Regions from separate parts of the Homo sapiens genome. Here region 1 is linked to region 2. A link is an interaction called in ENCODE POLR2A ChIA-PET data of the cell type or tissue named here. Cell type or tissue: HepG2. All regions are shown on one strand. Each heading gives the region's core, and the rest is flanking DNA. Links, peaks and the distances in the headings are about the cores only. Region 1 overlaps LOC124901228 (translation initiation factor IF-2-like). Region 2 has its middle 110 kb from the start of PTP4A1.

Region 1 (15,391 bases), core at 2,849-10,848, 110 kb before region 2:
CTGGAGGCGAACCCGCCACCGCCGCGCCCTCCCCGTATCCGGCTCCGCAGTGACACGCGCAGCCCTCGCCCCACCCCGGGCCACGTCTCCCGCTCCCAGTGCAGCCACTCTCCTCCGGCCGAACAAAGAGGCCCCGGGACGCCGCGGAGCCTGCCATGCCCGGACGGGTCGCGCCAGACCAAAGGGCCAAGGGCGGAGGCGGCGGTCACAAAGCGGCTTTTGTGCCACCCACCCGGCCCGCTGCGGAAGCCGAAACTGCCCCCGGCCGCCGCAGAAGCCGGACCGCGCCGCCCCCGTCGCTCCGGGCTCGGGAGGGACTCAAAAGCCGGTGCCTCCGGCGGCCAACCGCCACCCCGCAGCCCCGAGGGGCCCGGCATCTGCCTCCGCACAGCCGGCCGCAATCGGCCGGCCACAGGGCCATAACCCGCCCGCTCCCACCCGGGACCCACCGGAACCGCAACCCGGGGCAACCTGGAGGAGACGCCGGGCTCCGAACAAAGGCGACAGCGGGGATGGGGGGCCGGTCGTGGATTCCCAGCCCGAGAGGCGACGATGCGACGGCTACTCACAGGAATATGTTTACTCATTGAAGATTGTGGCCTAATCATACAGCCGGTCCCGAGGCGGCGGCGACACAGGCGGTGGCGGTGGCTGCAGGGCAGGAGGCGGCGGTGGTCGTGGCGGAGCGGCGGTGGCGGCGATGCAGGCGGCGGCGGGGGCACCAGACTCTACCATGCAGTGAGCGGCTCGGAGCAGAGCGCGTAGCCGAGCCGGCCCGCAGCCGAAGGAGCCAATACACGCGCCGAGGCGCCCTTGCGTCACAAGCCCTCCCCTTTATAGCCGGCGCGACGTGCAACCCTCCAGCCACCAATCGCGGCCTGGAACCGCGGGCCAGGAGCCGACAGGCGGGGGCGGAGGCCCGCCCCCTCCGGACGTCACTCCGCGGCGGCCGCCGCCGGTGTGAACCGGTTGATGAATGGCTAAGCGCCGAGTCGGAGCATCCCCGGGGCGGGGGAGGGAAGGGGCTGCCGGGAGTGCTCCGGGATGCAGGAAGCCTGAAGTTAAGAAGGGGTGGGAGCGAGAGAGATTCCGATTTATCGACTGGAAGGAATCATGCTGCAAACCACGTTTCTCATAATTAAAACGGTCCAGGAGTGCACACATGTCACATGAGGAGACTCGAAGTTTGCCTGAATCGTAAAATGCAATCCTTCTAGGGCTGGAACCGCGTCTCAGTGTCGAGCCTGCTTTCTACTGCCTTAACCACGGTCATCTTTGCCAGTGGTTTACCTTGGCACCTGGGCCCCGAGTACCTTCGTCATCAAATAATATTTATGTCGCAAGACCGCTGTACCCGGTGACTCAACACCTTGCATGCCACGGCCTTAGGCTTGGTCAAGATGAATTCTTGTCCCTGGGGGCGCTTTCAAGCGGGGAGAAACTTACCTTCGCAAAACTTAAGGCTATAGAAGATGGGGAGAGTATCTTTTGATGCAGACGAAGCCCTATGCTCCCTATATTCTTTTTTTGATCACACCTCTCTATACTACGTACGCGTGCAACTGCAGTTGGCTCAATTGTGGCATTTCGAAATCACATGCATCCTTTGTACTGCTGCTCACTTGATATGTTGTCTCAGATAATGAAAGGTTAGGAAGTGCTTAAAGAAAGCGTTTTTAGAAATTAAGAATCCTCGGTTTTGTCAAGCACTGATGTAATTCTTTGCGTCAAAGCTAAAGCTCTTCTTTATGTTCGTTTTCAGTCCTCTTTTACTGACTTCATTATTTAAGCCCCTAAGAAGTAAAGTCTTATCGCAATTCTGTGCCATACAAGGGCACCTCTGTTATTTATAATCTGAAAACCCTTTCTCCTCAGCTCTGGAGAAGGACCAAACAGGACCTTTACCTGCTTTTTAAGAACTCAGTTTTCCACTAACACTGAAGCCTTTTGTTTGTTATTTTCACCGAGTATGAGATTGGAGAGGGCTTTAGGGATCAAATTTTGTCCTCTTTCAGTGCCCTGCAACATCTTAGGATTTATTAGAACTTCTATTTAGAGACTGGTTGTATAGTTATTCAACTTTCTTAACTCTGTAAGTAAAATAAGAACTTTAAAAAAACAAAAACAAACAAAATCCTGGGCCAGACTTTCAAAGGAACAAAAACTCTTCGTCATTTGGAAGAAAATGGCTCACCTACGACACATTTTAATCCATTAAAATCAAGGAAAACTAGCACACTTGAGAAATATGTCCCTTTACAAATAAATGATTTAAAAAAGTAAAGACTTTAAAATCTTAAATTCTAAGAAAATATAGAAAGCTTAAAAATCTTGGGTGGTAGGGGCAAAGCTAAGCAGGCTGGGGAACTCATGTCGAAAAAAAGGGACAGATTTCATATATAAGAACTAAAAACTTTTATATGGCAAAAGGCTTTTGACAAATGTCAATTTCACACTGGGGGAAATATTGGTGATACTTCATGGGTAGGGTTAATATAAAAAGCTTGGCCAATGTATATAATAGTGTAGTTAAAAAGCACATATTCAGTCAGCCACTCTTACTCCACAAGTTGGTAAACACAGATAATTGGAATAGTGAAACTTTTTCATGTAATGGCATTTCAAAAAATACATTTGGTGGGACAAGATATAAACTCAGCAAATGATTAACAGAGCCAAATATGTGTTAGCCAATTTTCTTGTAGAACTTGTGATACAAGTTGTGAGCCTTGTGATCCACAGATCCTGTAATTACCACAAGCAGTGCTGACACGAAGTATCCAGTCAGCTATGCTCATCAAGTTCTAAAAGCTCTCAAATTCTCAAGTGGCCTGGGGGTCTTAGCCTCTCAGACAAGGTACCATCTTATCCTACTATGAAAGTAACATATTTAAAGGATGAAAAAATAAGGCTTTTGCTGTTGAGAGAAACGATGCATTTTATTTTATGTATTTATTTGAGATGGAGTCTTGCTCTTTTGCCCAGGTTGGAGCACAGTGGTGCAATCTTTGCTCACTGCAACCTCAGCCTCCTGGGTTCCAGCAATTCTCCTGCCTCAGCCTCCCAAGTAGCTGGGATTACAGCCACCTGCCACCACACCTGGCTAATTTGTTTGTACTTTTAGAAAACTCCATGTTGACTAGGCTAGTTTTGAACTCCTGACCTCAAGAGATCTGCCTGCCTCAGTCTCCCAAAGGAAAGGACACATTTTAAACAAGATATAAGTGTGGTCTTGCTGACCAATCCATTAAATGTTCCTGCTTGTCAGCTGCCATTGTGGTTCACTGCTATGCTGAGGGTGTCTGCTGTATTTAGTTTAATACTTTTAAGCTGCAGATTCTTGGAGAACAGTAGAACATCCCAGCATTGGTCAGGAGACTTCTGTGATTTGAGGACTCACTAACCCTTACAGACTTGCACTCAGAGCATTAGCACCTGTACTTATTTAAAGTGGGTCTCTAACAGACTTGAAAATAGTGCTTCCAGACATCAAAAAGGGAGAAAACACCTCTAAAAGCCAATGCTTACTCTAAGCTCCAGGAGAGGCTCTAAAATAGAGGATTTTCTCTCCTGCTAAACAAGATTCTCAGCTGGAAGTTACTTCTCTCAGCAAAACATGTGTCCTTAACCTCATCACGATAGGCAGGGCTTTCTATTGACAATTCAAAATATAAAAGCCAGCAGTTGGGAAATAAGACTAGAAGAATATTATAAGGAAGTTGAGCATGGTGGCATACAGGCTCATGCCTGTAATCCCAGTACTTTGGGAGACCAAGGTGGGTGGATCACCTGAGATTAGGAGTTAGGAGTTCAAGACCAGCCTGGTCAACATGGTGAAACCCATCTCTACTAAAAATACAAAAAATTAGCTGGGCATGGTGGCAGGCACCTCTAATCCCAGTTACTTGGGAGGCTGAAGAAGGAGAATCACTGGAAAGCTGGGAGGCAGAGGCTGCAGTGAGCCGAGATCATGGCACTGCACTCTAGCCTGGGAGACAGAGTGAGACTTCATTTCAAAAAAAGAATATTATAAGCGATATTTTTATGGAAGAGGAAAGACTGCAGAAGGCAAGAGTGCAGAGGAAGATTGGCAAATCTTGATGAAGAAGAACAGAGAAATCTTCACAAGAACAGCAGATCTAGTAAACATTGATTCCATTTTACCAAGTTTACAAAAGGAGTGAAGGATTCCTTGATTTTCAATCTTCTCAGATTGGTTGGGGCTACAAGGAAGTCTGATAAAAACATTTAACATAGCAAGAGTAATATCATTGCCATAATAGATTAAACGTGACAATATCAACCTAGAAAAAGACACTAGATTGCAAGGTATAATGACAGTCTAGCAAATATATGTAATAGAGGCAAATACCCCAATGGGCCATAATCTAGTAAGTGTCTGGATACTAGTGCAGAGGGTAAGTTCCCATACCCATATTTAACAAGAGTCCTAAAAATTCAAGTATGCCATGGCTGCTGTCAGCATTGTTAAAGTTTATTTCCCTCTTGCTGTTTTAGAACAGCCTATTTTATATCCAATTAATTTTCTTATATGATTATTAAAAATAAATATGTAGTATACAGGCATACCTTCATTTATTGTGCTTTGCAAATATTGTTTTTTTTTTTTAACAAAATGATGGTTTGTGACAGCTTTTTGTCGAGCAAGTCTATCAGAGCCATTTTTCCAATAGCATGTGCTCATTTCATGTCTCTGTGTTACATCTTGGTAATTCTCCCAATATTTCAAACTTTTAAATTATTATTGCATTTGTTATGGCAATTTGTGAACAGTGATCTTTGATATTGTTATTGGAATTGTTTTGGGCCACCACAAACTGTACCCATTTAAGATGGCAAACTTATTTGATAAATGTTGAATATATTCTGACTGCTCCGCTGATGGGCCAGTCCCTCAGTGAGACACAGCAATACTGAAATTAGGCCAATTAATAACCCTACAGTGGCCTCTGAGTGTTCAAGTGAAAGGAAGAGTCATTCATCTCTCACTTTAAATCAAAGCTAAAAATGATTAAGCTGAGTAAGGCAAGTTGAAAGCAGAGATAGGCCGAAAACTAGGCCTCATACCCAAAACAGTCAAGTTGTGAATGCCAAGGAAAAGCTCTTGAAGGAAGTTAAAAGTGCCACTCCAGTGAACACAGGAATGATAAGAAAGTGAAACAGCCTCATTGTTGATAAGGAGAAAGTTTTAGAGTTCTGGATAGAAAACCAGCCACAGCATTCTCTTAAGTCAAAGCCTAATTCAGAGCAAGGCCTTAACTCTCTTCATTTTTATGAAGGCTGAGAGAGGTGAGGAAGTTGTAGAAGAAAAGTCTGAAGATAGCAGAGGTGGATTCATGAGGTTTAAGAGTAGAAGCCCTCTCCCTAACATAAAAATGAAAGGTGAAGCAGTAAGTGCTGATGGAGAAGCTGCAGCAAGTTATTGAGAAGATTTAGCCAAGAACATTGATGAAGGTGGCTACACTAAATAACAGATTTTCAATGTAGACAAAACAGTCTTATACTGGAAGAAGATGCTGTCCAAGACTTTCATAGCTATAGAAGTCAATGCTTGGCTTCAAAGCTTCGAAGGACAGGCAGTTCTCTTGTTAGGGGCTGATGTGGCTGGTGACTTTAAGTTGAAGCAGATGTTCATTTACCATTCTGAAAATCCTAGGACCCTTAAAAATTATGCTAAATCTACTCTGCTGTGCTCTATAAGTGGAAGAACAAAACCTGGTTGACAGCACATCTGTTTAGCATGGCTCACTAAATATTTTAAGTCCACTGTTGAGACCTACTGATAAAACGTGATTTATTTAAAAATACTATTGCTCCTTGACAATGCACATGGTCACTGAAATGCTCTGATGGAGATGTACAAGGAGAGTAATATTGTTTTCATGCCTTCTAACACAGCATCCATTCTGCAACCCATGGATCAAGGAATAATTTTGACTTTCAGGTTTTAATATTTAACAAGTACATTTCATAAGGTTATAAATTGCTGTAGATGGTGATTCCTCTGATGGATCTAAGCAAAGTAAACCAAAAACATTCTGGAAAGGATTCTAGATGCCATTAAGAACATTCATGAGAGGAGGTAAAAGTATCAGCATGAACAGGAGTTTGAAAGAAGTTAACTCCAACTCTCATGGATGACCTTGAGGGCGTTCAAGACTTCAGTGGAGGAAATCACTACAAATATGGTGAAAATAGCAAGACAATTGGAGTTAGAAACAGAGTCTGAAGAGTTGACTAAATCGCTGCAATTTTATGATCAAACTTGAATGAATGAGGAGTTGCTTCTTATGAAGGAGAAAAGAGAGTGGTTTCTTGAGATAGAATCTACTGCTGGTGAAGATGCCGTAAGCATTGTTGAAATGATAAAGGATTTAGAATATCACATAAACTTAGCTGATAAAGCAGTGGGTGAGTTTTAAGAGGACTGATTGCAACTTTGAAAGGAGTTCTCTTGTGTGTAAAATACTATCAAACAGCACTGCCTGCTACAGAGAAATTTTTTGTGGAGTCATCAATGCAGCAAACTCCATTGTCTTATTTCAAGAAATTGCCACAGCCACCTTAACCTTCAGCAACTACCTCCCTGATCAGTCAGCTGCCATCATCACTGAGGCAGGATTCTCCAACAGCAAAGATTATGACTTGCTGAAGGCTCAGATGACTGTTAGCATTTTTTAGCAAAAGTATTTTTAAATTAAGGTATTCTAGGGTACCCGTTTTCCCCACTTCCTTTCTGTGTCTTGACCAAAATCACAGTGACCCAGCCAGCTGTAGCCATAGGTTTTCCTCAGCTGGCTTGAACCCAAACCAGCTTGAACATTCCCAGGCACTGATAATAATGTCTTGGTTTACTGGAAAGAAACTGACCCCGACCCTGAGCCGAATTCCTTAAATTTTCATGTAAACTCCATCCCCTCACCCCCTGGCTACAGACTAATGTGGGTAAAACATCCCTTTTCTCTTGCTGTCCATCACAATAATACATTGCAACACCCTGCAAGTTCCTTTAATAAATGTTTTGGACTGATCACTCTGGCATTTAGAGCTGCTTTCTTTGAAATCTCAAACCAGCCCTGTCTTCAAATGGTTTGGGGTACTCTGTTGTACGAATTCTCCTGCTGCTGCTTTTAAGGCAACTCCAGCTATGGGTTCAGTGGGACAAAACAGGTATGTACATTTTTTAGACATAGTGCTATGCACATTTAACAGACAACAATGTAGTGTAAATGGGAAACCAAAAAATGCATGTGGCTTCCTTTATTGTAATACCTGTTTTATTGTGGTGGTCTGGAGCTGAACTTGCAATATCTCCAAGGTATGCCTATGCTTAAATCTCTATGAACATATAATTTGCAGTGCTTAAATATTGTTCAAAACTAAAACATGCTCTATATTAAAAAGTGACTTAATTTTCTTCCTTAAGACATTGATTTAAAGATTTATCAAAAGTCTTTTGAGTAAGTTTTGATGAATAATCAAAATGCTGTAGCAGAGCTACATCCTAATTTCTGTGGGAAATTTAGACACAGAAATTTCCAATGAGCAAATAAGCTTGTCACAACAAGCCTTTTAAGGAATCTGGCCTAAGGACAAAGTCCAAAGGCCAATAGCTGCCTGTGGGCTACTGTGTTTTGTTGAGTCAGACATATAGAAACAGTCACCCACCTAGGAGGGTACTACAGATGTAAATATTTATATTAATAAATGAATCCTGCTGGATCAGAAGTAACATCTTATCAAGTCATCATATCAAACCATTTGAGGTAATATTTTCTCTGTAAAATTGATTAAGGCAGTTTTGAACAACTTTTTTTTTTAAAGTCTATTTTAAGAAACAATTCTCTTGAATCGATCTCTATTATGCCCATTCTCTGTCCCTTTTTCATGTCTAATTGTAATCAATTTAAATATAAACCTGAAAGTTGTCTAGGTAGTCTCCAAATCAAATGAGAATGTGTATTCACATTAGTAACTCTGCCGCTTAATATAGTATTTACTTCTGTAGGAGCTTAGTGTGTGTATTAAGATGTGACAGATACCGCCTGGGCAACACAGTCAGACCCTGTCTCTACAAAAAAAAAAAAATTATCTGGGCATGATGGTGCATTCCTGTAGTTGTAGCTCCCTCGGAGGTTGAGGTGGGAGGATTGCTTGAGCCCAGGAGTTGTTAGGGCTGCAGTGAGCTGTGATCATGCCACTGCACTCCATCTGGGGCAACAGACCAAAGACCCTCTCTCTCAAGGAAAAACAAAAAAGAAATGATGGACAGATTGATTAGTAAGAGAATACTTTTCATTTGCATGCTGAAAGGCACCATTTCCTTGGGGCACTGAATAAAGGACTTATTATGAATCTATCCATAACTCATGACTGTTTTGCCTACTGGTACCTGGAGGAATCTAGTTTGAGAAGACTCTTCTTATTTTAGCAAATTTGGTGAAATTTCTGTTGCTGTTCTATAGCCTGAATAAAAATCATTTGGGAATTGAAAATCAGGAAGGCCACAGTCTCCATGTGATTGTTTAGAACATGTTGAATTATGCCACAGTCTGAACTGAGGCAAAAATAGCTTAGGAAAGGAGAATTTAATCTGGCTAGAGAAAGGGAATGGAGTATAAATAAATTTTAAAGGTTGGATATGCATGCTATGGCAAAGCTGTCACTTGACAGGTTTAATTTACAGAGTTGGCATTTAGGCTGCAGATAATCCAGACAGACAGTGACCTAAGCAGCATTACTGGGGCAGGCCTTACATAAGGAGAAATGTTGTTGAACAATTTCCTGCAAGCATAATAACATTTATTTAACAAAAGCTACAACAGTCATGCTTTTTTCTTATCCTAACACAGTTGCTTTTTAACTAGGGATGTTCAACAAACGTTGCTATCTTCGTGTATTTCTATAGTTCCATTCATGGCTGGAAGATACTGAACATAAGAGAAAATGAGTATAGAAGCCTTTTGAAATTTCTCTCTTTTTTTTTTTTTTTGAGACAGAGTCTCGCTCTGTCACCCAGGCTGGAGTGCAATGGTGCAATCTTGGTTAACTGCAACCTCCGTCTCCCGGGTTCAAGTGATTCTCCTGCCTCAGCCTCCCAAGCAGCTAGGATTACCAGGCACCTGCCACCACACCCGGCTAATTTTTGTATTTTTAGTAGAGATGGGGTTTCTGCATGTTGGCCAGGCTGGTCTCGAACTCCTGACCTCAAATGATCCGCCTGCCTTGGCCTCCCAAAGTGCTGGGATTACAGGCGTGAGCCACCATTAAATATAGTTGTCCTATAATGTATTTCTTTAATCCTCAGACATATTAATGCACATAGTAAATACTCAACCACTATTTATTTGCATACTATCATATTACTTTCCCACATAAAATTCTATTAGGGCATCCTATTCCCAGTTTTTCTAAGTTTTCTTTGCAGGGTTCTTAGTCTCTCAATCCCGTTAACAATGGTGTTCACTGGAGTTTTGTCCTAGGGCCTCCTGGACTCACTTTCCACTTTCCTTGGGGTTTTCACCTACATCCATAGCTGTGGCTGTCAACCTTCCCTCCTTCCCCAACACATATGTGTTAAATGCCTAGCATATGCCAGGCACTCTGCTATCTTATGAATAACATAAACATGTTTTCTGCCCCAATGAAATTTATATACAGGTGAGAAAAGAGAGAAAATAACAAGTAAATAAGCATAGAATATATTTATAATCTGTGCTGTGAAGGAGGTCAACAGAATGGCTGGGGTGACTTACTTTAGACAGTGAAGTCAGGGGTGGTGTCTCCCAGGAGATCCAGATCTAAATGATGAGAATGAATCACAAAAAGAGGGGGAGGAAGAGAGATATTTTTGGTGGAGGAAATGACAACACAGAATTTCAGGTGGGAGTTTGGTTGGTACTCAAGGAGTTGGAAGACCTGAGGGACTGCAGCAATACAAGGGAAGGAAATAAGCCTGGACATCTAGCAGGGACTGGATCACGTAGGACCTTGTAGGCCATGGAAAGGATTTGGATTTATTTTGCTGACAGTGAATCACACCACATATCAGGAAATTTGTTTTAAGAGAATTGTTTTTCTGTTCTGTGGAGAATGGATTGGAGAAGGCCCTAGAGTAGAATTATTTTAACAGGGTGAAACACTTGAGATTTCCTGCCTTGTCAAATGGAAGACAATGTTGGTGTTGACTATGATCAGGACAGTGGAGGCAGAGAAAAGTGGAGAGATTAGAAATATGGAAATAAAATGGAGAAGTTTTACATCACAAAATGCCACACTGCCTCTAAAAATTGTCAAAGGCCAAACAGAGATATAAGGCCATGGTTTTGAGCCTGTTTTATGCTATGGTGCTGAATGTATAGGCACACTGATGAAAAGTTCCATAATTTCACATTTTCATTAGCAATATGTTTGTAGGGAATAAACCAGAAACTTAAAATAAATAAAGGCACTCAAAGTATGCTTAGAGAAAGACACTATTTCTGAGGGTTTTGAGAATATAGCAGCGGGACTCCTAAAAGTTGTATATTTAGGTATTAAGAGAACAATTAAACTCTTGATAGATTACAATAACAGCAAGAATAGCTAAAACTTATTGTGCTCTTGTTGTTTTCCAAGCCATGTGCTAAACACATATTTGCACTGTTTTGTTGAATTTATTAGAATACTCAGACTCTGAGATAGAAATTAGTTAAAAAATCAACTCATAGTGGGTGATATCACTTGAAGTATCTATATAATGAAATACTTTTCGGATATTAAAAGTATCTTGCCAGTCAAGGTGGCTCACGCCTGTAATCCCAGCACTTTGGGAGGCCAAGACAGTTGGATCACTTGAGGTCGGGAGTTCGAGACCAGCCTGACCAACATGGAGAAACGCTGTCTCTACTAAAAATACAAAATTAGCTGGGTGTGGTGGCACATGCCTGTAATCCCAGCTACTCGGGAGGCTGAGGCAGAAGAATCACTTGAACCCGGGAGGCGAAGGTTGTGGTGAGCTGAGACCGCACCATTGCACTCCAGCCTGGGAAACAAGAGCAAAACTCTGTCTCAAAAAAAAAAAAAAAGAAAAAGAAAATATCTTAATGTCTTTAAGATAAATAAATAATTGTAATGTTAAATAAAAAGAAATGCTATAAAAATAGAAAGAAATAAACTAAAATGTTAACAGGTAATAACTGACATTTAAATACTTTATGGGTGTCACTGGGTGATGTGATGATAAACAATTTTTTATTTATAACTTCCTATATTTTGTATTTTTTTTCCAAAAATGATACTCTTACAGTTGGGGAAAAATCATTTCAGATAAATGCTCAAAGAGGTTGCACCGATAGGTCTGTAGCCTTATTGTACTCTCTGCAGCAGAGATAGAAGCACCAGGTTATCCTAACCTGACAGCAGCTGTCAAAAACTTTATAATCACTTTCGTTCTGATTCCATGTTCTTGGATAGTTGATCTGATTATAATTTACTTTCAATGTGTATTTGTTTGCCATCAAATGTGAGAATATAATGCCCAACCAGTGAGAAGCTCCCTGGGAAATTAAAGTTGTTTATGTATCATGTTTGTGGCTATAAACCAAGAAATCACCTCTAAACGTTTGGAAACATCTAAAACCCAAGGTGACTTGGGTATAACCTAAGTCACCTGGGTTGTGATTGTAAGTGCCCTGGAATGTGATTGTAAGCGGAAACAAAATCAATTTTATTTTATCTGCCCAGAGGAAGATTGTGAGAACAGAAGGAAGATGATGACTGGGTACACAGAATAGAAAGGTCTAAAGATATGAAGGTTGTCAGTGTTTATCAGGCACTGTCTAGGGAAGAGGCATTGAATCTGTACTGAATGTGCTGGTTGTTGTAGAAATATACCTTATTATAGGATAGTATTAATAACATTGACTGACATTTATTGAGTGCTTACTATGTGTTGGGTATTAAGCACTATATTAAACCTTTCATAAATCTCTCCAGATTGATATTACTCCCATTATAAAAATCAGGACATGCAGCCTCAGAAAGCTTAGGGTCATACAAGTATTATGTGATGCAGCTGGAATTCAAATTCCAGTGGCTTAACTGCAAGAGTCCCTGCTTCCATCACTCTGTTAGGCTGTACTCATGGCCTTGAAATATCCCTTAAGGTTATTTACTTTCTTATGCTCTGGTTCTTTGCTAAACAAACAAGCTTTCAATTATTAATTTGGCTTCCTACGTGTTCTGATCCTGTAAAGGAATTATTCCATTACAAAGGCACTGGCATTTGGGCTTATATTTCATCCTTCCATGAGTTTAGTAAAAGTGAATCATAAAATATGATTATGCAATACTTTACTGAAAATCTGCCCTTCCTTTTCATTCTGATGGCTACTTCAAGAGATGTTGTTCCCCAGACTAATGCTACTCTAAGTGTAGTCTGTGAACTGGTGCCAATCTATGAACTGTTACTGGTCTGAGAGGAGATAAGCATAGAAACTGAGAGCAAGCATTTAAAAACTTTTACAGCGATTTGACAGGGTAACTTTATTTCTATTGAACTTAATTTCAAAAATTAGGCTTTGTGGCTGGGTGCGGTGGCTCACACCTGTAATCCCAGCATTTTGGGAGGCTGAGGTGGGCAGATCACCTGAGGTCAGGAGTTCGAGACCAGCCTGGCCAACATGGCGAAAACCCATCTTTACTTAAAAAAAATACACAGATTAGTGGGCCATGGTGGTACACGCCTGTAATGCCAGCTAGGGTGGCTGAGGCAGGAGAATCACTTGAACTCGGGAGGCAGAGGTTGCAGTGAGTCTAGATCATGTGCACTGCCTTCCAGCCCGCCCAACAGAATGAGACTCTGTCTCAAGAAAAAAAAAAAAAAGGCTTTGTGTTTTGTTTTTTACTTTTCACTTCTTTTCTTTCTTTCTTTTTTTTTTTTTTTTTTTGAGACGGAGTCTTACTCTTGTCACCCAGGCTGGAGTGCAATGGCGTGATCTCAGCTCACTTTAACCTCTGCTGCCTGGGTTCAAGTGATTCTCCTGCCTCAGCCTCCCAAGTAGCTGGGATTACAGGCGCTTGCCACCACATCCCGCTAATTTTTGTATTTTTAGTAGAGACGGGGTTTCCCCATGTTTGCCAGGCTGGTACTTTTCACTTTTCAAGTAATTCATTTTTATTGAGAGGCACTATTGTAAATGATGAAAACTATGGAAATTGGTTAGATATGTTATGAAATGCATTACCGTGGGGTACCTTCCTTAGTCTTTCATGAATGAGGCCATTCCGTGATCTTCCACAATATTATATATTCCTGTTATGTCCATCCTGGGTTGCTGTTGTCACGAAAAAACACCATCTGGCCAGGCACGGTGGATCACCCCTGTAATTCCAACACTTTGGGAGGCCAAGGCAGGAGGATTGTTTGAGCCCAGGAGTTCGAAACCAGCCTGGGCAAACCTGCCTCAGACTCCCAAAGTGCTAGTATTATATGCATGAACGACCATGCCTGGCTGTGAAATTCATTTTTTTTTTCCTCTTTTGAGACAGAGTCTCATTCTGTCACCCAGGCTGGAGTGCAGTGGCGCGATCTTGGCTCACTGCAACCTCTGCTTCCTGGGTTCCAGTGATTCTCCTGCCTCAGCCTCCTGAGTAGCTGGGATTACAGGCATACACCACCATGCCTGGCTAATTTTTGTATTTTTAGTAGAGACAGGGTTTCACCATGTTGGCCAGGATGGTCTCCATCTCCTGACCTCATGATCCGCCCACCTCGGCCTCCCAAAGTGCTGGGATTACAGGTGTGAGCCACTGCACCTGGCCGTGAAATTCATTTTTTAAACCAAATGATTTTTTTTGCTGCGTTTAAGCCATTTTTCTTTTATTTAGTGTTCACTGTGAAAAGTAAATTTACTGTTTTTACAAGTAAGGATGGAAATGAAACTGTCAAATAGCTTTATACACTATCACTTCCCCCAAATAACTCCACTTAAGTCCTTGCTGTTTACAAGTATCATTATATTATGATCCTTTTAATTAATGTAGAACAGCTTTAATAATCTTTGTTACAAGGGAGTATTTATAAGATATTTTTCCTCATTAGCATGTTATTTGTAAATATGAACTGATTTTGGTGAAGTCAAACTTGTTGATTTCCCGCTAATGGACATGGTGAACATCATTGATTCATCTCTCCAGTGTTCTTTTGACTGATAAGGGGAGCAGAGTGAGCAAAATGATCTATCCTTCTCGCCTCCATACAGTCAAGCCATCCTTATGGCCTTTGATATGTCCTGTTTAAAGCTAATCACCCTTCAACATTTATTCAGTGCTTACTATGTGCAGGCATTGTAATAGACACTTTAGGAGCATTATCTAACTCTTACAACAATCCTACTTGACAGATGAGGCAACTCATTCCATATCTTTATTTCTTTCTTGAAACTCTCTTATGGGGGCCCCTGGGATGGCTTGTCTTCCTCTGCCTCCCTGCCCTATAGGTGTTGGTATTTTAAAGAATATTTCCTATTCTTTCTCTGTCATTCTTATACACTTTACAATTTCAGACTTACTTAGAGGACTTCTTTGGTCTCAACTTCCAAACATTCAAAGATGACCCTAAGATGTGCTTCCAGTAAAGTCTTCTCTTCTGAGCTCTGGATGTATTTATATTTCCATGGGATGAACTGAGGCACCTCATATTCAACATGGTTTAGGCTGAGCCAATAATCTCTCTTCCCCCATGAGACCTGTTCATTTTACTGTTATCATGAGACAATGACTGAAACCTTTGTCCTTCAGGTGCTCAAGCCACAGACATGGCAATCTTACTAGACTCCTCCCTTTTCTTCTTTTCTGTCTGACTGGCTACCACATTCTATTGAGTCTGGAGAGCAGTGGCTCAGAGATTGTCCCCCTCCTTCTAATTTTTTACTGTCAAAAGCCTTATTTGTTCATTTGTTCCTTCTTTCCTTCCCTGCTTCTTTCTCTCCTCCATCCCTCCCTCCTTCCCCCTTTTACTTCCTTCCACAATATTTTCTGAGTTGTATTGCAATAACTTAATTCAATGACTTGTCTTGTCCCATTTAATCCACCCTGCATTTTAAAAATGCATATGTGGCCGGGCACGGTGGCTCACACCTGTAATCCCAGCACTTTGGGAGGCCGAGGTGGGTGGATCACAAGGTCAGGAGTTCGAGACCAGCCTGGCCAATATGGTGAAACCCCGTCTCTACTAAAAATACAAAAATTACCCAGGCATGGTGGTGGGTGCCTGTAGTCACAGCAGGAGAATTGCTTGAACCCAGGAGGCGGAGGTTGCAGTGAGCCGAGATCGCACCCCTGCACTCCAGCCTGGGTGACAGAGCAAGACTCCGTCTCAAAAAAAAAA
Region 2 (15,391 bases), core at 4,493-12,492:
TCCTTCCAGTTGCTTGGGTCCAAAACTTTGGAGTCATACTTGACTTTACTTTCTCTTATCTCCAATTTCCACTCTGTCAACAGGCCCTGCTGGCTCTTCCAACAAAATATACTTAAAAATTGACAATTTTTAACATTTTCCTTACCACAAAGGTGGAAGCCACTATCATCACAACTCTTGGATTATTGCTGACTAAATGGTTTTTCTGGTGCTGTGTTTCTCCCCTGCAGCCTATTCTCCACAGTAGCCAGAGCATCCATTAAAATGTAAGTCATTCAGATCACTTTTCTGTTCAAAATCCCCAGGCATGGTGGCATACACCTGTAGTCCTAGCTACTTGGGAGGCTGAGGCAGGAGGATGACTTGAGCCCAGGTGTTGGAAGTTACAGTGAGTTACGATTGCACCACTGCATTCCAGCTTGAGTGACAAAGTGAGACCCTGTCTCTACAAATAAAAGTAAAAATAAAAATAAAAACTCTCTAGGGGTTTCCCCATCTCTCTCAGATGATTAAGAGGCAGTCTTGGCTGGGCATGGTGGCTAATGCCTGTAATTCCAGTGCTTTGGGAGGCCAAGGCAGAAGGATCTCTTGAGGCCAGGAGTTCAAGACTAGCCTGGGCAATCTAGCAAGGGAGGCAGAGGTGGGAGAATTGCTTAAGCCCAGGAATTTGAGTTGGCAGTAAACTATGATGGTGCTACGGCACTCCAGCCTGGGCAACAAAGTGAGACATTGTCACAGACAAACAAACAAGGCAATCCCGATAATGATTCATAGGCACAATATGATCTAGCTTGTGACCCAAATCATTTCTCATTTTTCACTTGTTTCCAGCCACACTGGCCAGAGTGCTTGCTGCTTGCTGTTTCTTCTGGGTGGAACAGAATCTCTTCTTCTCCAGAATATCCACAAATTCACTCTCTCCTTTGAGTCTCTTTTTCAGTTTACTAATCAATATAACTTTATGAAAGAGGTTTATCCTGTGGTGTGCTGGTGAAAGTTTAATAATGGGTTCTCTGAAAAAAAATATGCTAGTATATACATTGTAACACAAACTTAAATTTAATCTCCATTGTTGGCATTTTATTCATCAGTTCCTTAAGTTCAAATTGACCATCAGTAAACAATAAACTAAGGCCGGATTTTTGTATTCACTGAATTTCCTAGTAGAAAATACTCTCACCATGGCCACCTTCAAGCTACTAAAATGATGTCACTGAAGGTGGAGTTGGAAATAGATGTGCAGGCTGAGCATGGTGGCTCATGCCTGTAATCCCAGCATTTTGGGAGGCCAGGGTGGGCGTATCACTTGAGGTCAGGAGTTCGAGACCAGCCTGGTCAACATGGCGAAACTCCATCTCTACTAAAAATACAAAGATTTAGCTGGGTGTGGTGGTGGGTGCCTGTAATCCCAGCTACCGAGGAGGCTGAGACAGGAGAATCACTTGAACCCGGGAGGTGGAGGTTGCAGCGAGCCGAGATGGAGCCATTGCACTCTGGCTTGGGCAACAAGAGCGAAACTCCATCTCAAAACAAACAAAGAGCAACAACAACGAAAAGGAAATAGACGCGCAGTAGTAGCACACCATTATATAGTATTTCCACCATACAGATAGATAGGACTTGAATAACCACAAGAGCATGGGGTGGGTAATAGTAAAAGGTAGTAAAATAATTAGGAAGTTTTTTTTTTTTTTTTTGAGACAGAATCTCGCTCTTGTCACCCAGGCTATAGTGCAATGGTGTGATCTCAGCTCACTGCAACCTCCGCATCCCAGGTTCAAGCGATTCTCCTGCCTCAGTTTCTCGAGTAGCTGGGATTAGAGGCACCCACCACCATGCCTAGCTACTTTTTTGTTGTTTCAATAGATAGGGTTTCACTGTTTTGGCCAGGCTGGTCTCAAACTCCTGACCTCATGTGATCCACCTGCCTCGGCCTCCCAAAGTGCTGGGATTACAGGCATGAGCCACCGCGTTTGGCCAGGGAGTTTTAAATATTTGTATGTTTCTTTTAATAAAATTTAAAGTTTATGTAATTTAAATTTTAGTGATGATCGTGTGCATACCATTGGACACTTCTCTGATCATCCTATATAAATTAAATGTCCTCTTTTAATTTCTCTTCATTACTTCTAACCTGACATATTTTTCTCCATTAATATTTAATACATTATATACATATATATATATATATTTTTTCCATACTAGATTTTAAGCTAAGTGAGGCTAGGTACTTTATTTATTTGGTTTGTCTCTGTACTGTCAATGCTTAGAACATGACTTGCACATTATTTATTGAAGGAATGAATGAGTTGATTAATATTATATTCAAAATAGATATTAGCCTGTAATAGAGAAAGCAAACAACTGAGAATCAGAAAAATACTCCATGCAATTGCTGCATGCAACAGTTACATGCAATAGGTCATCTAATTCTCACAACTTCCCTAAGAGGGAGGGATTGTTATTACCATTTTATAGATGAGGAAACTGGGCACAGTCCTGCCCAATGACAGATGATAAAGAACACAGCCAAGATTCATAGTCTCACATTTTTTCTTTAAACTTATTTTTTTTTTTAATTAGGGAAAGTTTCAAAAATGGACTAAAGTAGAAAGAATAGAAAAATGGAACACAAATATCCATAATCCAGCTTCAGTAATGATCGGTTCATTGTCAATTTTTTTTCATTTATGCTCCCTTCCCTAACTAGATTATTTTGAAGGAAATTCAAATTACCATTTATCTGTAAAAGATAAGATAAGGGCACACTCTTATTGGAAATTCGGTACTGTCCATTTTTGGCTTAGTGTTTGTTGGTCCCTTACTAATAGTTCTGAGACAAAGTTTTCTCGTCTGCAAAATTGATACATCAGGTTTGTTCAAGTATTAAATTAGATGATATATTCAAAACACTTTGTTATACTACAAAGCACTATTAAATTTCAGGTTTTCAACACATATGTCATTAACTAAATTGTGCTATTTACACAATTAAAGACTCTACATCAAAGCCTAGTTTGGTTGAGTACCTACAAGCATGACCTGTTTTTTCCCAGCAACATGGTTTCCCAAATAATATCATGCCTCATAAATATGCCAGAGTTCTTACAGAGAATCAGCAGTCACACATAACGTACAAGGCCTTGCAAGACCATAAAGTATTAAAAGCAAATAAATAAAGTATTACTTTTATATTGTAGTAAAGAGGAACTTGAACATCATATGTATTTATAACAATCTATAGGAATTTGCTTCTCAAATACGAATATTTTAGCATTCCTAGATATATGTAGCAATGTACAAGAGTGGCAGATGAGACAAAATGAGGTGACAAGATTTCTGTGGCACACCTTACTGGAGCCTCAGTTGTATTCTGCCATAAATATAAAACATTCTTTTAAATAATAATAATGAATAAAGATAATAATATCAGCATATACTTAGATAGTTCTTTATACATGTCAGGTACTATCCTAGATGCTTAACATATATTCACTCATTTAATCCTCACAACAACTCTATGAGGTAGGCACAATTTTTATGTCCCTCTGAAAGATGGGAAAACAGAGATACAGAGAGGTTAAGATATTTGCCAACGTTACACAACTAGCAGTGGAGGATCCATAATTTAAACTCAAGTGTCTAGCTTCAGTCTGTGTTTCTACCACTCATGCTGTCTCTCCTATCAGAAGAGAAAGAAATCATTACAGTAATGTTTTCCAAATATCTAGCTATTCAAGTTTTCCCTTTATAATTCTTATTTGTGAAAAAATATCCATGAAATCAATAGTTTGGTCAACTGGTCATATTTTCTCCTAAGACACACCTGAACATAAATCCATATTTATTAAAACAAGAAATGTATTTATCTGCATTCTGTTCCGGTTTATCCTATCTACCATGATCTTGGACACATTGGATTATGTAGACGAAGCAAGATTGAGATAAATAATTAAGGTATCAAATTTGAACTTATGGCAAGTACGCTGTAGAGGTAGGCCTTGTGACACTCTGGAAACACTCCTTGGTTGTTAGAGGCATGTGAGTGAAAAGTTTGAAGTAAACTTCTTAGGTAATAAGGCTTAGAGAACAAAAACCAAAATCTAGGAATATATTTGTTTTGTGCAGTGGTGCGATCTCAGCTCACTGCAACCTCTGTCTCAGTTTCAAGTGATTCTCCTGCCTCAGCCTCCCAAGTAGCTGGGACTACAGGCATGCATCACCATGTCCAACTGATTTTTTTTTGTATTTTTAGTAGAGATAGGGTTTCATCATGTTGCCCAGGCTGGTCTCGAACTCCTGACTTCAGGTGATCCACCTGCCTTGGCCTCCCAAAGTGCTGGGATTACAGGTGTGAGCCACCACATCCAGCCATATGTTTGTAAACAGTGAGTACTAGTCATGGGTTTTCCTAGTAGTTCTTATTATTTCCTGACACTAGGTATCAGATACCCGAATCAGATACAATCCTTGTTCTCAAGTATTTCACAGTCCACTGGGAAAGACAGGCCTGTAATATTCTAAAGCAGTGTGATATGTGGGTTGAGAGAAGTTTTTATAAGATGATAAGTTTATAGAGTAAGAGAGTTCAGGCTTTGCCTCGGAGAATCAGAGAACACTTATTTATGACTTTTGGAAAAGACCTGGAAGAGAAAGAATTCTGAAGCTTGCAGAAGAAACGAAGGAAAAGTCCTAGTAGTACCAGATTCTTTCCCACCCTAGAAAATAATTATTAGCCAATTGCATACAGGAGAAAAAAAATGAAGCTCAGGGGACTATACTAGTATATGCAGAATCTATGTTCATACTTAGATGATAAGAATTAGAGTTGGAGCCAGAACTGTGTTTATACTAGAATTCAAAAAGGTCTGGGCATGTCTTTTAGAGCAAGCTTCTGGTTTCCTGACATTGATGCAGTATAATATGATGTTTAGGAAGCAACACATTTGGAATACAAATTAATAGAAAGTAGAGAAGCTATAATTCAGGGCCGTGGGGTATGAAGACCAGATTGATTTGGGATCTGTCCTTTGCCAACTGTCCAATGTAGAGTAGTTAATGTAATTTCTTGATGCCTTTGTTTTTCCATCTGTAAAACTGCAGCATATCTCTTCTGGAGGTGGTCATCAGAATTAAACTAGATCATGTAAATGTAGAACACATTCTGGAAACAAGAAAGTTCACAGGAAATAACTTGTCATGTGGGAAGAAAAAGTTCACAATGTTGATGTGCAAGGGCTTGGTTTGAAGACAGTCAGCCAGTATTTGAGGGAGAAATTATCCTTTAGCTCAGGCTCCTTGGATTCAGGACTAAATCTCAGGATGAGGGAGTACAAATGGAGAACAAGAGAAAACCAAAAGAGCACAGACAAGGCTGGGCATGATGGCTTATGCCTGTAATCCCAGCACCGTGGAAGGCTGAGGTGGGTGGATCACTTGAGATCAGGATTTTGAGACCAGCATGGCCAACACGGTGAAACCCCCATCTCTACTAGTAATACAAAAATTAGCCCAGTATGGTGGTGCATGCTTGTAATCGCAGCTACTCGGGAGGCTTGAGCCCGGGAGGCAGAGGTTGCAGTGAGCTGAGATTGCACCACTGTACTCCAGCCCGGGCGACAGAGTAAGACTCCGTCTTGGGGGAAAAAACCCAAAAAACCCAGCAGCAGAGACATTTACGATACAAGATGGCATGGCAGTGGCCCCAGTAGCTACAGAAGATAGAAGCCCTCCTGAGGGACGCTTGGCCCCCTCATGCCAGACATTCAGTGTAGACTTTGATGCCTGTGGTACTATACACATTTTGATATGTGGGAGACTTCCTCAGTAGATGTTGTCTATTGGCTACTGTTTTGGGTGTCAAGGGCAACAGGAGTCATCACCTTAGTGAACTAGAACAGAAGAGAACAGCCAAAAGTATATTCAGAAGAACACACTCCTAATTTTTGGGAGGTTCAGTTTTCCACCGGGCATGCTGGGACAGAAAAGGAAAAATCCGCAAGCCTGATTGTCATTGTGATTATTATTTTTTCCCCTGGGCTGGTTTGTTCTGGGAAACATAGTTTTCACTTAAGTAATAGTAGGAGGGAAGGAACTAAGAAAATTCCTCCTAATAATAGAAATGAACAAGGAAGTGGCAAATAATATTCAGCATGGGCAAATGCAGTGGTCAGCATCCAGTTATGAATGATAGAAAGTATGATTTCAAGGTAAAAGAGTAAAGGACGTCAATTTAAATTCAAAGATAGAAATTTTCTTTTAGTTTTTCAATGTATTAATTTAGTACAAGACAAGTGAAATATTGGCTACTGTTAGGAAAGTTATTAGACTCATGAAAGAAAGCACAGTTATCTTTCACTCAGAAAACTGTGGTGTGTTTTTGGGCATCACACTCAAGGAAGACAATAAAGCTAAAAATAAGTGAATGAAGGTCAGAAGTAGAAGGGTAATAAAAGCTAGGGAATGGGGCCGGGTGTGGTGGCTCATGCCTGTAATCCCAGGACTTTGGGAGGCTGAGGCAGGTGAATCACGAGGTCAGGAGTTCGAGACCAGGCTGGCCAGCATGTTGAAACTCCGTCTCTACTAAAAATACAAAAAAAAAAAAAAAAAAAAAAAAAAAAAAAGGGAATGAAATCTTCCATTTAAGGCAGATTTGAAAGACTAGGATTTTGATGTGGAAAAGGCCCAGAAGGAGATATGAGCAAAGTTTGTTGCACAATGAAGGGTGTGGACATGGAGCACGTGAAGTTGGTCATCAAATTCCTAGGAAACTTTAGCATTATTAGGTGATCAGAAAAGGTTCTTTTTAAAATTTATTTTTATTTTTTGAGATGGAGTTTTGCTCTTGTCACCCAGGCTGGAGTGTAATGGCATGATGCACCTCCTGGGTTCAAGCGATTCTCCTTCCTCAGCCTCCTGAGTAGCTGGAATTACAGGAACCCACAACCACGCCTGGCTAATTTTTGTATTTTTAGTAGAGACAGGGTTTCATCATGTTGGTCAGGCTGTTCTCGAACTCCTGACCTCCAGTGATCTGCCTGCCTAGGCCTCCAGTAAAGCTTAAAAAAGATTACTACTGAATAAGTGAAAGGAAGTTCTACTTCAAAACATGGGCAATATACATATAGACTTCATCCTGAAAGAATGAATAGATTTGTTGGGGGCGGCGGGGGTGGGTATGGTGGCTCACACCTTTAATTCTAGCATTTTGGGAGGCGGAGGTTGGAGGATTGCTTGAGGGCAGGAGTTCAAGACCAACTTAGTCAACATAGTGAGATCCTATAATGAATAGATTGAAAATTTAAACAGAAAATTTAAAATTCAAAAAAGTACAATAATTAATTTATAATATACTTCAGTAGACATGTAAGCTTGTGGCGTATTTTCCAAAGCTTTTTGTATTAATGCATGGAAAACCATTAATATGGTCTCTCCTAGTTCATAGACAGAATTGGAGTATTCAGTTAAACGGCATAAAAAAAATCTTTTGAGAGAACCAAAATGGTTTGACATTTTACCTTCAAACCCTGATTTCTGACTTCCATTTTAGGCCAGCTTTAAGGAACAATGCCTATAATTAATGGAAACATTGTTGACATTTTGAATTATAATTGTTAATAATACAACAATAGACTTGGTCTTTCAGGTAAAATCTTATGTAAAGGAAAACACTCTAAAGCAAGTCATAAGCATCTTAGTCTGAGAGCAACTTGCTGAATAATTCTCGACATGGTATTTTCATCTATGAATAAACAAAGGGTTTCACATAGCATTATTACAAACTTTACATAATGGTAACAAAAAACTGAGCCTAATTTGTCTCTTCCAGTAAAAGTATTTGAGAAATTTTCCATTGCCCAATACCTTCCCATGATGGAAAATACACTGCATGGAAGGTATGTGTAAATATTTGATTCGTGTTTTACTGATTTCAGTGTCACAACCTAGCAATCATTAACACTTCGAAAAACATACACCTGGTTAGTTGTTTCCAAAGTACATTCTCTCTCTGAAGGCTTTTCAGACTCCTAGAATTAGAGAGGTCCCTAGCGAGAACCCAGTCTAATCTTTTAATGTCATAGGCAATGAAACCAAGACCGAGAATGTTTGGGTAACTTTCACACAGTCCTCCAACCTTAGCTGGGTCCTAGGACCGAGATCTTCAGGCTTTCAACTCAGTTCTTTTTTTAACATAAGTGCAGAATTACTGTTTACCCTTTGTTCTGAAGGAAGGTATATATAAACACGGTAACAATGTCATAGTTGTAGAAACTGAAGTGAAAAAAATCTAGAAAATTATAGGCACAGCATTTGTTTCCAACGCTAATATATATGGTCACTTTATAAAATGAAAGGCTAGCCGGGCCCGATGGCTTATGCCTGCAATTCCAGCACTTTGGGAGGCCGAGGTGGGTGGATCACCTGAGGTCGGGAATTCGAGACCAGCCTGACTAACATGGAGAGACCCCGTCTATACTAAAAATACAAAATTAGCCGGGCGTGGGGGCACATGCCTGTAATCCCAGCTACTCGGGAGGCTGAGGCAGGAGAATCGCTTGAACCCCAGAGGTGGAGGCTGCAGTGAGCTGAGATAGTGCCATTGCACTCCAGCCTGGGTAACAAGAGGGAAACTCTGTCTAAAAATAAATAAATAAATAAATAAAAATAAAAATAAATGAAATTATAATCACTGGAGAAAGAATTGTGAAAATAATAGCTTGACCTTGTGCTACTATGACATTAAATAAAGGTTTCCAACCTAGTGCCTTGTAGATGGTAAATATGTGAAAGTATTAGTTAAATCTGATTTGAATTTATTTTAATTAATTAATTAATTTATTTATTTGAAATGGAGTCTCACTTTGTAGCCCAGGCTCGAGTGCAGTGGTGCAATCTCAGCTCACTGCAACCTGTGCCTCTTGGCTTCAAGTGATTCTCCTGCCTCAGCCTCCTGAGTAACTGGGATTACAGGCACCCACTACCATGTCTGGCTAATTTTTTGTATTTTTAGGAGAGACGGGCTTTCACCACATTGGCCACGCTGGTCTTGGACTCCTGACTTCAAGTAATCTGCCTGCCTCGGCCTCCCAAAGTTCTGGAATTACAGGCGTAAGCCACCATGCCCGGCCTGATTTGAATTTAAAAACCTAAATTCCAGATAGAAAAATACCTGGATTATTGGATTGCCAGACTATATTTTAATTTAATTTATTATTTTTTGAGACAGGGTCTGGTTTTGTTGCCCAGGCTGGAGTGCAGTGGTGCAATCTTGGCTCACTGCAGCCTCCACCTCCTGGGTTAAAGTGATTCTTGTGCCTCAGCCTCCCGAGTAGCTGGGACTACAGGCATGTGCCACCACGACTGGCTAAATTTTGTATTTTTATTAGAGATGGGGTTTCACCATGTTGGCCAGGCTGGTCTCGAACTCCTGACCTCAAGTGATCCACCCGCCTCGGACTCCCAAAGTGGTGGATTACGGGTGTGAGCCACCACGCCCGGTCCAAACTATATTTTTAGAAAGTAGAAATATATCTACAAGATGACAAAATAACAGTATGAAAGAAAATCAGTCAAACCAATATTTGGTGTAGTGTGGACTAAGCAACCACTTGTTAGGCATTTAAAATATCAATGGTCTCTAAATGATGAGGGTGAGAATGAGGGGAATGCTCCAGGTGAGCAGCATTCCTTAATGAGGTCAAGCATTTTGACTTTTGAATAAGGTTGTTTTCTCCATATTAAGGTGGAGAAGCAGTACAATGAAATGGGTAGAGGTTCAGGAACTCTGAACTGTTTTGTTGGAAACTTTTGCTCAGGGTAAAGCCTACAGAATTCCTTGAGTAACTCATTCAGAGAAGCCTGCAACAATGTGCTTGGAGCCTGATCTAGTGGCAAAGAATTTCTTCCCTTCTCTGCTTTCTTCCCTTCTCTGCTTTGATGAAGGGGGTGCTATAAAATGGCTCCTAAGCCTCTTGTTCTTTGGCCAGTGCCAGAATTTTCAGTCTGTTAGGAACAGAGGCTACGTCTGGTGACAGACCCATAGCCCAAGCTCTAAGGAGCTGCTGCAGAATGAGGAGGCTCTATTGAGTATGAGGGGCAGTGTGGTATATTCCAGGGAGCACAACTTACAGGTTTACTCTCTTCTGTGACATGAACTAATAACTGTCAACCTGAACAAAAAAACTGAGGCAAACAAGAAGATCGTTTGTGTGGTGGCTCATGGCTGTAATCCCAGTACTTTGGGAGGCTGAGGGGCGCTTGAGTCTAGGAGTTTGAGACCAGTCTGGGCAACATAGGCAGACCCTCGTCTCTACCAAAAAAAAAAAAAAAGTATATATATATATATATATATATATATATATATATATATATGTATATTTCTGCCAAGTTTGAGGTCTGCAACCTGGGAGTATAGACTCAAGGTGCCCTGAAGATATGCTCCAATTAGCAGAAGTTACAAGTGAGTTTTAATTTTTTAACTTTTACTTTTTTTTTTAGATGGAGTCTCCCACTGTCCCCAGGGCTGGAGTACAGTGGCGTGATCTTGGCTCACTGCAACCTTTACCTCCCGGATTCAAGGGATTCTCCTGCCTCAGCCTCCCAGGTAGCTGGGATTACAGGTGCCCACCATCAGACCTGGCTAATTTTTTTGTATTTTTAGTAGAGACGGGGTTTCACTATGTTGGCCAGGCTGGTCCCGAACTCCTGATCTTGTGATCCACCCACCTTAGCCTCCCAAAGTGCTGGGATTACAGGCGTGAGCCACTGCACCTGGCTCTTGTTTTTAATAATCAAAAGTTAATTTTTTTTCTTTTTGAGACAGGGTCTCGCTGTGTTGCCCAGTGTGGTCTTGAACTCCTGGGCTCTAGTGATCCTCCTGCCTCAGCCTCCCAAAGTGCTGGGATGATAATCCTGAGCCACTGTGCCTCTGGGCCACAGATGAGTTTTTATTTATTTTTATTTTTATTTTGAGACGGAGTTTCACTCTTGTTGCCCAGGCTGGAGTGCAATGATGCGATCTCAGCTCACTACAACCTCTGCCTCCCGGGTTCTAGTGATTCTCCTGACTCAGCCTCCCAAGTAGCTGGGATTACAGGCACATGCCACTGTGCCCACCTAATTTTGTATTTATAGTAGAGACGGGGTTTCATCATGTTGGTCAGGCTGGTCTTGAACTCCTGACCCCAGGTGATCCATCCGCCTCGGCCTCCCAAAGTGCTAGGATTACAGGAGTGAGCCACCTCGCCCCACTCACAAATGAGTTTTTAAATGAAAAAAGAAGAGGGGATTTCTAAGTTGTTTTACGAGAATTTATATTAAAATAGCTTAAGCTATTGATTGGCTATGCATTGTTCTTTGTATCACAAATGCCAGGTACCTGAAGATAATGGGTGAGGCAGTTTGGTCAGAAACAAAATCCCTTTCAGAAATTGCCCTTGGGCATGGGTGCTGGTGTGGGAGGATAGGGAGAGTGAAGTCCCATATTCCTGTCTTTCTGAACTGGATAAAGTTTGCATGTCTCACATAGCTCAGAATGCGCTGAGCTATTTGTTTTTTCCTTGTAACTGAGATCCAGTTGGTTCTATTGGTGGGATGTTGTGGCTAACTTCCTTATAGAAAATGTAAAAACTTGGCCAGGCGTGGTGGCTCACGCCTGTAATCCCAGCACTTTGGGAGGCCAAGGTGGCTGGATCACCTGAGGTCACAAGTTCAAGACCAGCCTGGCCAACGTGGTGAAACCCTGTCTCTACCAAAAATACAAAAATTAGCCGGGCGTGGTGGCAGGTGCCTGTAATCCCAGCTACTTGGGAGGCTGAGGCAGGAGAAACACTTGAACTCAGGACGTGGAGGTTGCAGCGAGCAGAGATTGCCATTACACTCCAGCCTGGGTGACAGACAAAGACTCCGTCTCAAAAAAAAAAAAAAAAAAAGAAAAAGAAAAAAAGAAAACGTAGGGCCAGGCGCGGTGGCTCACGCCTGTAATCCCAGCACTTCGGGAGGCTGAGGCAGATGGATCACGAGGTCAAGAGTTCAAGAACAGCTTGGCCAAAATGGTGAAACCCCATCTCTACTGAAAATACAAAAATTAGCCGGGGATGGTGGCGGGCGCCTGTAATCTCAGCTACTTGGGAAGCTGAGGCAGAGAACTGCTTGAACCCGGGAGGCGGAGGTTGCAGTGAGCTGAGATCACGCCACTGCACTCCAGCCCTTGTGACAGAACAGGACTCTGTCTCAAAAAAAAAAAAAAAAAAAAGAAAATGTAAAAACTTCTAGTATAGAGCTGGCCTCAAGCCTCTTATCTGTTAACGACTAAATTACTAGTTTACTTAAGCTGAAATTAGTCAACTGGGAATCAAAAAAGAACTGGGGTTTAATATTGATGTCCATAGAAATGTGGTAAGAATTTATTTTTTCTCCAGTACCTATCCAAGGAAATTAAAAGTGTTTCAATCTGTATTTAAACTTCCCTCATGCAAAATGCTAATAGCCTTACTGTGGTCCCATAACGGTGACAGGAAAAAACACACATTATTTTGAGTATTTAATTTACATTAGATGGTAAATGAATAAAAAAGACACTAAAAATATTAAAATCTGAACATATTTGAGAAGTAGCATCAGGAGAACACTAAAAGCTCTGGAAACAGGCTGAATGGAGAGGCAGCAAGGGGCAGTATTGAATGCTCTGTATCAGTTTTCCTACATGTAAATTGGGGATAATAACTGTACCTAGTTTATTGAATTGTTTTGAGGATTAATTATAATGACGGCCGGGCGCGGTGGCTCACGCCTGTAATCCTAGCACTTTGGGAGGCCGAGGCAGGTGGATCACGAGGTCAGGAGACCGAGACCATCTTGGCTGACACAGTGAAACCCTGTCTCTACTAAACAAAATACAAAAAATTAGCCGGGCGTGGTGGCGGGCGCCTGTAGTTCCAGCTACTTGGGAGGCTGAGGCAGGAGAATGGTGTGAACCCGGGAGGCGGAGCTTGCAGTGAGCCGAGATCCCGCCACTGCACTCCAGCCTGGGCAACAGAGCGAGACTCTGTCTCAAAAAAAGAAAAAATTATAATGACAGATGTTTGTTCAAAGTAAAAGAACAGAAAACAATATACCATGCAAACAAAAAAAAAAGCAGGGTGGTTCTATTAAAATCAGAGTTGACATTATGATAAAAAATATTACCAGGGGTAATGAAGAACATTACATTACAATAAAGGGATCAGTTGAAGAAGACCTGGCAATCCTAAGTGTATATGCACTAAAAACAGAGCTCCTAAATACCTGAAGTAAAACACTTAGAGAACTGAAAGGAGAAATATATAAATCTACAATTGTAGTTGTATATATCAACTCTTTTTTTTAGTAACTAATAGAACACATAGAGAGAAAATTAGAAAGGACATAGAAGACAACCAACATGATCTGTTTATTTATAGAAAACTCCATGTAACAGCAGCAGAGTACATATTCTTTTCAAGTGCAAATGTAACATTCACCAAGATAGACCATATTCCAGGCCATACAAATCTCATTAAACTTAACTGAATTGAGATAAAATAATACAATGTATGTTCTCTGGCCAAAAGAAAATAGAAATAGAAATTAATTACAGAAAGATATATTAAAAATCTCCAAATATTAAAAAACTAAACACTATGCTTTTAATAAAATACGAGTCAAAGAAGATACCATAGTTAAAATTATAAAATATTTTGAATGAAACCAAATGAAAACAAAACCTATTAGGATTTGTTAGTGTGACCCAAACAGCACTTGGTTGGAAAGTTATAACATTAAATGCATATATTCAAAAAGAAGAAAGTTCTCACATTAATGATCCAAGCTTCAATCTTAACATACTAGAAAAAAAGGGGCAAATTAAGGCTAAAGTAGGCATAAAGAAGAAAGTAATAAAAATAAGAGATGAAATCAATAAGATAGAAAGCAGAAAAAAGAAGAAAAAAAATGGAATGCAACACTACTTCTTTGCAAAGATCAATACAACTGATAAACTTGTAGCCAGACTGACAGAAAAGAGAGAGACAGAGAGAGAGAGAGAGAGAGAGAAAGATAACATACCAATATTAGGAATAAAATCGGGGACATCATTACATTTCCTACAAATACTTAAAAAAAATAAATATATTATGAATTTTTTTCAATATATTTGAAAACAGATGAGCTTTGCAAATTCCTTTGAAGTCACAAACTACCAGAGTTTACTCAAGAAGAGACAGAAAATCTGAATAGCCTAATAAAATCCATAAAAGTCACAGTGAAAAATTTTTCTGCAAAGAAACCCCAGGTTGCTGGGTGTGGTGGCTCATGCCTGTAATCCCAGCAACTCCAGAGGCTGAGGCAGGAGTATTGCTTCAGCCCACGAGCTTGAGGTTGCAGTGAGCTATGATTGCGCCACTGTACTCCAGTCTAGGTGACAGAGGACAATCCTGTCTCTAAAATAAAGAATAATAAACAAACAAACGAAAAACCAACAAAGAAAACTCCAGGCTCAGACAGTTTGGTGAAACCTACCAAACATTTGATTTAAAGAAAAAATACTAATTCTCCACAAACTCTTCCGGAAAATAAAAAAGGAGAGATCATGTCCCAACTCACTTTATGGGACCAGCATTACTCTAATGAAGACCTTAAAAAAAAAAAAAAAAGACAAGAAAACAAAATTCTAATATTTCTCATAAACAAAGATGCAAAAATTCTTAACAGAGTATTTTTTTCCTTCTAATCAATGGAATCCAAACTATTACAGAATTAAATTCAGTGATATATAAAAAGTAATAGATCATGTCCAAGTGAGTTTATTCTAGGAATTTAAATTTAGTTTAAAAATTTTAAATCCATCAAAATAATACACATCAACAGACGAAAAATTGTGTGACCATCTCAATTGATGCATAAGATATATGTATGCATTTTTTATGTTACTTTTTTCTTTTTTTTTAATTAATTTTTATTTTACATTCAGAGGTACATATGCAGGTTTGTTACATAGGTAAACTTGTGTCATGGGGGTTTGTTGTACAGATTATTTCATCACCCAGTTATTAAGCCTTGTACCCATTAGTTATTTTTCCTGATCCTCTCCCTCCTCCTACCCTCCACCCTCTAATAGGCCCCAGTTTGTGTTGTTCCCCTCTGTGTTTCCATGTGTTCTCATCATTTAACTCCCACTTACAAGTGAGAGCTACAACTATGTGGTATTTGGTTTTCTGTTCCTGCATTAGTTTGCTAAGGATAATGGCCTCTAGCTCCACCCATGCCCCTGCAAAGGACATGATCTCATTCTTTTATACAGCTGCATAGTGTTCCATGTTGTATATGTACCACATTTTCTCTACCCAGTCTATCTTTGATGGGCATTTATGTTGAA

The links. Peaks named below come from ENCODE experiments on the same cell type or tissue, not always from the same donor. Only the 100,000 strongest peaks of a DNase experiment are listed, where the experiment ranks them.
Region 1: POLR2A ChIA-PET joins it to region 2 with 13 read pairs; 6 of 35 experiments call an interaction of 5 or more read pairs at or near these places.

The regions. Positions count from the first base shown.
Region 1 is chr6:63,557,898-63,573,288 of GRCh38, reverse strand. LOC124901228 (translation initiation factor IF-2-like) reads left to right here. Exons shown (of 2, transcript XM_047419610.1): 2 at 1-7,054. The coding sequence ends at 604. It overlaps PTP4A1 (protein tyrosine phosphatase 4A1), which reads right to left and starts at 809. Exons shown (of 6, transcript NM_003463.5): 1 at 570-809. LOC128125822 reads right to left here and starts at 809. Exons shown (of 2, transcript NM_001415059.2): 1 at 570-809. The coding sequence starts at 608. It also overlaps a transcript of LGSN not described here. RefSeq lists silencers at 218-347, 648-1,067 and enhancers at 1-349, 731-1,025, 350-1,085, 1,086-1,823. In HepG2, for the core only: no CTCF peak of the experiment used is centred there; DNase peaks (open chromatin) are centred at 7,618, 8,088 and 8,868; H3K4me3 peaks cover 1,461 bases.
Region 2 is chr6:63,451,333-63,466,723 of GRCh38, reverse strand. It overlaps a transcript of LGSN not described here. Among named protein-coding and RNA genes, the nearest start is that of PTP4A1, 110 kb to the left of the region's middle. RefSeq lists a cis regulatory region at 7,946-7,959 and enhancers at 7,880-8,024, 7,703-8,202. In HepG2, for the core only: no CTCF peak of the experiment used is centred there; a DNase peak (open chromatin) is centred at 7,913; H3K4me3 peaks cover 426 bases.